2 separate regions of the Homo sapiens genome follow, and region 2 is linked to region 1. A link is a loop called in an ENCODE intact Hi-C map of the cell type or tissue named here. Cell type or tissue: Caco-2. All regions are shown on one strand. Each heading gives the region's core, and the rest is flanking DNA. Links, peaks and the distances in the headings are about the cores only.

Region 1 (2,905 bases), core at 239-2,738:
AAGAAAGGTTTTTAGTCATAAATAAAACTCAGCTGCTAGAAAGAATAGGGCTACCAGTCATAATTGATAACTCAGGTGAGAGAAAGATTGCTGGTCATAAATTGTAACCCAGGTGACAGAAAAGAAGGTGTCACTCACACATGATAATTCGGGTTATGAGGAAGGTTTCCAGCCACAGTGGTAACTCAGGTGCTAGGGAAAGAAGGTTTGGGCAATAATGACAACTCAGGTAATACAGAAAAACGATTACAGTCATAAATGACAGAGAAGGAAAGGCTTTTATTCATAAAGGATATCTAGGTGATAGAGATACAAAGTTTCAGTCATAAATGATAGCTCAGATGATAGAATGCTTCACTCAAAAATAATTCATGTAATACAGGGAGAAGCCTTCCATCATAAGCAACTCAGGTGAGACAGAAGGAAGTTTTCCTGTCATAAATGATAACTCAGGTAACAGAAAGAAGGTGCCAGTCATAAATGGTAATTCAGGTGATAAAGAAAAAGCGGTTTTGTAAGGCTGGGCACAGTAACTCACGTCTATAATCTCAGCACTTTGGGAGGCTGAGGCAGGAGGATTGCTTGAGGCCAGGAGTTCAAGACCAGCCTGGGCAATATAGCAAGACCCTGTCTCTACTAAAAATAAAAGGATAGCCAGTGTGGTGGCGCAGGCCCCTGGTCCAATCTATGCAGGAGGCTGAGGCTGGAGGATTGATTGAGCCCAGGAGGTGAAGGCCAAGCTGTGATGGCACCACTCACTCCAGCCTAGGTGACAGAACAACACCCTGTCTCAAAAACAAAACAAACAAAAAACACACAAAAAAAATCAAACAACCCCCCACTGCCACCCAAAACCCAAAAAGGCTTAGATAGAAATTTGGTGGTAGAGAAAAAGGTTTCCATTCATACATTTTTCCAGTCATATGTGATAATTCAGGTGATAAAAAGAAAGGCTGTAGTCATAAATCACAATTCAGATGATGGAGAAAGAAAAGTGTCCAGCCACAAGGAACTGAGGTGACTGAAAACGGTCTGAATCATGAATGACAACTAGATGATGGGGAAAGACATTTTCCAGTAATAATTCAGTTGATAGAGAATGAAAGGTTTTAGACATAAATGATACCAGGTGAGAGAGATGCGGGGTGGCCAGTCATAAATAAATGATAACTCAAGTGCTAGAGAGACAGACGCTGTAGTTGTAAATAAGTCCAGTAATACAGAGAAGCCTTCCATTACAGGTAACTCAGGCGAGAGAGAAGAAAGTTTTCCAGCCATATATGATAGCTCAGCTGATAAAGATAAAAGGAATTCACTCATAAATGATAACTAAATTGACAGATGAAGCTGCAAGTCATAAAGGATAATTTATGATTCTTGTAGGTATGACAAAGAAAAGATGTTTCAATCAAAACTAAATAGCTCAGGTGATGGACAAGGTTTTCAGTCACAAGTGATAGCTCAGGTGATAAAGGTTTTAGTAAAAAATGACCCAGAGGCAGTAAGAGAACGGTTTTAGTCATAAATGGTAACTCAGGGGAGAGAGAAAGAAGGCTTTCAGTCACAGATAACTCACATGAAAGACAAAGGTTTTGGTCACAAATCATAATTCACACGACAGACACTAGGACTCGGAGCTGAGGCTGCTGCAGAGTCAGCACAGGGTCAGGGCAGGGCCCAGGGCCGCTGGTGCTGGGGCCTTGGCTAAGCCGCTGGCTGTGCGTCTCTGGGGCAGCGCCGCCCTCTAGCGGGCAAGGGAAAGGGGTCCTGCGGCAGAAATGCCACAACGCGCTTCCTATCTGGGCCTGTCGGGGTCCACCTGTCTGTCCGCAGGCCCCTGTCTGTTCCTTCCTCCCCTCAGTCCACAGGCCTCCTCCTTCCACCTGGGTTCTAGGACCTGGGCGGTGTGGGGCGCCCCTCCTCTCCTGCTAGAGAGCCCTCAGACCCCTTTTTCATTCCCTTGGGGGGCACAGGGACGCCCTGTGCATCCCATTTGTCCTCTGGCTGGCATCACTGTCCTCACTCACAGGCAGCAGTGCCAGGGGCTGGGCATTGGCTGGGAGGGCCTGGGTGCAAGTTGGTTCCGGTCCTCAGGCCCATGCCTGGGGACCTGGGGGCTGGCCCTGCCTTAGAGCCCCCCAGCACCCCCTTCTCCTGCCCCTCCTCAGGGCACACCCATCTCCTTCTCAAGGGCAGCCGCTCTGGACTCCTTCTGGAACTGCCTGGACATCCCCAGGCCACTCTGGCAGGGCCTTCCTTAAGGACCATGACCTCAGCAGCTGTGTCCCTGAGGTCTGAGGACGTGACCTCATCCCTGACCAGTGACCACAGGGCACAGTGGGAAAGGTATGGATCACCCTGTGCATGTCATGGCAAATGGTGCAGATGGGGCCTTGACTGCAGTGGGAGGCGGAGGGGCCAGGAGGGAACAGGGCACAGGCGTGGCTCTAGATGGCAGCTCTTCTGAGGCCACGCTGAGGAACGGGTGCCCAGCAGTCGCCCACAGCCTTCCGTGACTGTCAGCATTGTTTACCAGGTATCTCTCTCTGTGGTCACAGGTATTTACCAACTATGAGGGCCACCTGCACACTTCTCTCCGTGGCAAAAGTAACCCGGCTGCCCAGCAGAAGCATCACCCTCGGGGCCTCAGGTCTGTTGGAACCAGCACTGCCCCCCCGCCTCTGCACCGCCTGCCAAATCCCTATGCCCCAGACCTGTCCAGTCTTCTGACCCTCTGCAGTGAGGATGGCACAGGAACAAGCCCAGTAGCTGACCTGGACCAGGGGAGATGTCCTAGAGCCTCTGGAGTATCACACAGAAACCCTCGCCCTGGTCCTGGAGTGTTGGTTTGGAGTCCCCCTCTGCCAGCACGTGGACACGAAGTCTCTGAGTGTCAACCATCCTG
Region 2 (2,905 bases), core at 210-2,709, 57 kb before region 1:
CACAACACTTGCAGGGCGGGCACCCAGTGCGAGGGGCCTTTCCCCTCCCCGTTTCCAGCTCCCTCTACCCTCCCTCTACCTCTGCGACCACCTCCCCCAACATCTCTGCATCAGAGACACCATCCCAGTCCGCTAGGGGGCATCCCCGGCCCCTCCCCACAACACAGCCCCAGCCCAGGTCCCTCCTCCACACCCGGGCATCCTCGCCAGGTTACTGCCTCTCTCCATGGCACGGGCCGAGGGAGGCCTGGACCTCACTTGCAGCTGGGCCTGGAGCTGGGGAAAGGCCCTGGCACAGGAGTGCTGGGAAGCTGTGGAGAAAGGAATGGAGACCAATGCAGTGAAGGGGACGGGTGGGCTGAAGCAGGCCGGGGGCTCTGGACTGGTAGGGCTGATGCAGGCAGGGATCTTGGGATCTGTGCTTGGGGTGGGGCTGAGGCAGGCTGGGGTCTCTGGACAGGTGGACTGAGGCAGGCCGAGGTCTTGGGATCTGTGCTTGGGGTGGGGCTGAGGCAGGCTGGGGTCTCTGGACAGGTGGACTGAGGCAGGCCGAGGTCTTGGGGTCTCTGCTCGGGGTGGGGCTGAGGCAGGCAGGAGTCTCTGGACAGGTGGACTGAGGCAGGCCGAGGTCTTGGGGTCTCTGCTCGAGGTGGGGCTGAGGCAGGCAGGGGTCTCTGGACAGGTGGACTGAGGCAGGCCGGGGTCTTGGGGTCTCTGCTCGGGGTGGGGCTGAGGCAGGCAGGAGTCTCTGGACAGGTGGACTGAGGCAGGCCGAGGTCTTGGGGTCTCTGCTCGGGGTGGGGCTGAGGCAGGCAGGGGTCTCTGGACAGGTGGACTGAGGCAGGCCGGGGTCTTGGGGTCTCTGCTCGGGGTGGGGCTGAGGCAGGCAGGGGTCTCTGGACAGGTGGACTGAGGCAGGCCGGGGTCTTGGGGTCTCTGCTCGGGGTGGGGCTGAAGCAGGCTGGGGTCTCTGCTGGGGGGAATGCGATCTGGCGGTGGTAAGTGGTTTTGTTGTTGCCCTGGCCCATAAGCTTTCTCTGACCCCAGGCAAAAGGCTGCGCTGTGTGGCGCCCCTGGCTGGCCCTGGGAGAAGGAGCTCCGATAATGAGGGAGATCAAGAGGGCCCCAGATCCTGGCTGGGCCCTGGCGTCTGTTCCAGCTGCCTTCTTCCCACTCTGCCCCCTCATATGGAAATAATGTTGGACCTCATAAAAGATCCAGGTTCTTGTTTCAAATTATGAAACAAACATTCTCCTTGATTAATACCATGTCAAGCCACCAGTGAGGTTTTGAATTCCAACTTCAAGGGGAAGTTAAAATTAGTTCTAAACCATTGCATGTAAGTTTGTAATAAATTGGGGGCCATATTCTGCTGCCAATTAAAAGTAACTGTTGGATCCATTTCTTGGAATTTTTTGAATTTACGCTTATTTTATGCACTTCACAAAGTCTTAAGAGTTGTGAACAAAAGTATAAACTTCAAAAATAATTAATGCAATTTAATGACAATAAATAAACTTCAAAGTCCCGCCAAAACCAGCAGAACCTCATCAAAGCAAAAGAAACAAGCTTCTTTCCAGCTCAGAGGTGAAGCGCTGCAGATGGCCAGTGTTTCATCTCGAGGGGAGGGTTGGGAAAGGCTGTGGAATGAGGGGTGTGGCTGGTGCTTTGTCCTCTCCCCACAGTAACAAAACTCTGTCATATGGAGACGCTTTGTGTCCGGATGGAGTACTTAATGTTTTTAATTTTCTGAAAAGAGAAATGCCTCTTGGAGTAAGCAGACCTCAGACAATAATTTAGGAGTCCACATGGAGACACCTCCCAAAATGTAACAACCTAGTGTTTAGGTTTTTGTTTTAGTTCTGCTACTTTTAAAAGCAATCAGCTTCTGAATTTTTAGACGTTTCTGATAAGTGCAGCTCCAGGCTTTGCCGTGACAAATGTGCCTAAACAGAAACGGAAACCAGAACACTAAAAATATGTTGAAAAGATGAGTCTGATTTTGAGATATTTGTTAAAAAGCATAGAGATTGATTGTAAATGTTTAGAATCTGGAACGTTATGAGACCATGTCCTGTGTTTTGTGACTGGCTACTATTCTAGAAAACACGCAGAAATCATGGTCGTGATTTAGCGCACACATAAATTGGGCAGTGGGCCGCTGCTTTAGCGGTCTCTGGCACCCCAAATCGCCCAGCCTCAGAGGCCCCCGGGACGCCTCCCAGCCTCTTTCTCTGGCCACAGAGGGGACTGCCCAAGGCTCCCCCAGTGCCCTCCTTTCTCCGGCGGGAAGAACAATGCCCCTTTCTCTCGGCGCCCGCCAGGAAGTGTCTCCATGACATCCACACACAAAGTCAATTCCGCAAAAACCGAATCACCCGCCCACATGTTGTGTCTGTGTGGGGCTGAGCAGTTGTGGAGTTGCACTGCCAGGGACGTGAGGCTTTGATTAGCACTGTCCTCCCAGACCAAGTGTCTCAACGAGTGCTCCTTGGATGTAACCTGGACTGGTTTTTCTTCCCCCAAGTTCAGAAGGTGAATACTGAGCCCTGGGGCCCTCACAGAGTTGGCTTCTCTGTGCCAGCTGAGGAAATGGGAACTTGAGAAGTCTCAGGATGCCCAGGCCTCGTCCACACTCACACCACAATCCCTTGCCCAGGTTGGGTGGGAGGACCTGTGCGGTGAGCGAGGAGGCCCCACGGTGGCCAGGAGCTCTTGGCTGAGGCCCGAAATCTCTCCTCTTTATGGCCTCTGCCCTTGCCAGTGACCATTCACTCCACCAACATTTATTGAGCGCCCACTGTATACCAGGCACTGGGGTGGGAGTGAGGTCATCAGGAAGACAGTTCCTGCTGTAAATGATCAGGAAGCTCAGAAGGAGAAAAGCAAAGAAAGGAGGGAGAAA

The links. Peaks named below come from ENCODE experiments on the same cell type or tissue, not always from the same donor. Only the 100,000 strongest peaks of a DNase experiment are listed, where the experiment ranks them.
Region 2: a loop joins it to region 1, with 8 times the contacts of the local background. A loop is called at or near these places in 7 of 110 quality-filtered maps.

What each region holds. Positions count from the first base shown.
Region 1 is chr5:922,429-925,333 of GRCh38, reverse strand. No RefSeq gene overlaps it. Among named protein-coding and RNA genes, the nearest start is that of TRIP13, 31 kb to the right of the region's middle. In Caco-2, for the core only: a CTCF peak has its summit at 1,745 (motif pointing left); a DNase peak (open chromatin) is centred at 1,703.
Region 2 is chr5:979,880-982,784 of GRCh38, reverse strand. No RefSeq gene overlaps it. Among named protein-coding and RNA genes, the nearest start is that of LINC02982, 16 kb to the left of the region's middle. In Caco-2, for the core only: no CTCF peak of the experiment used is centred there; a DNase peak (open chromatin) is centred at 1,631.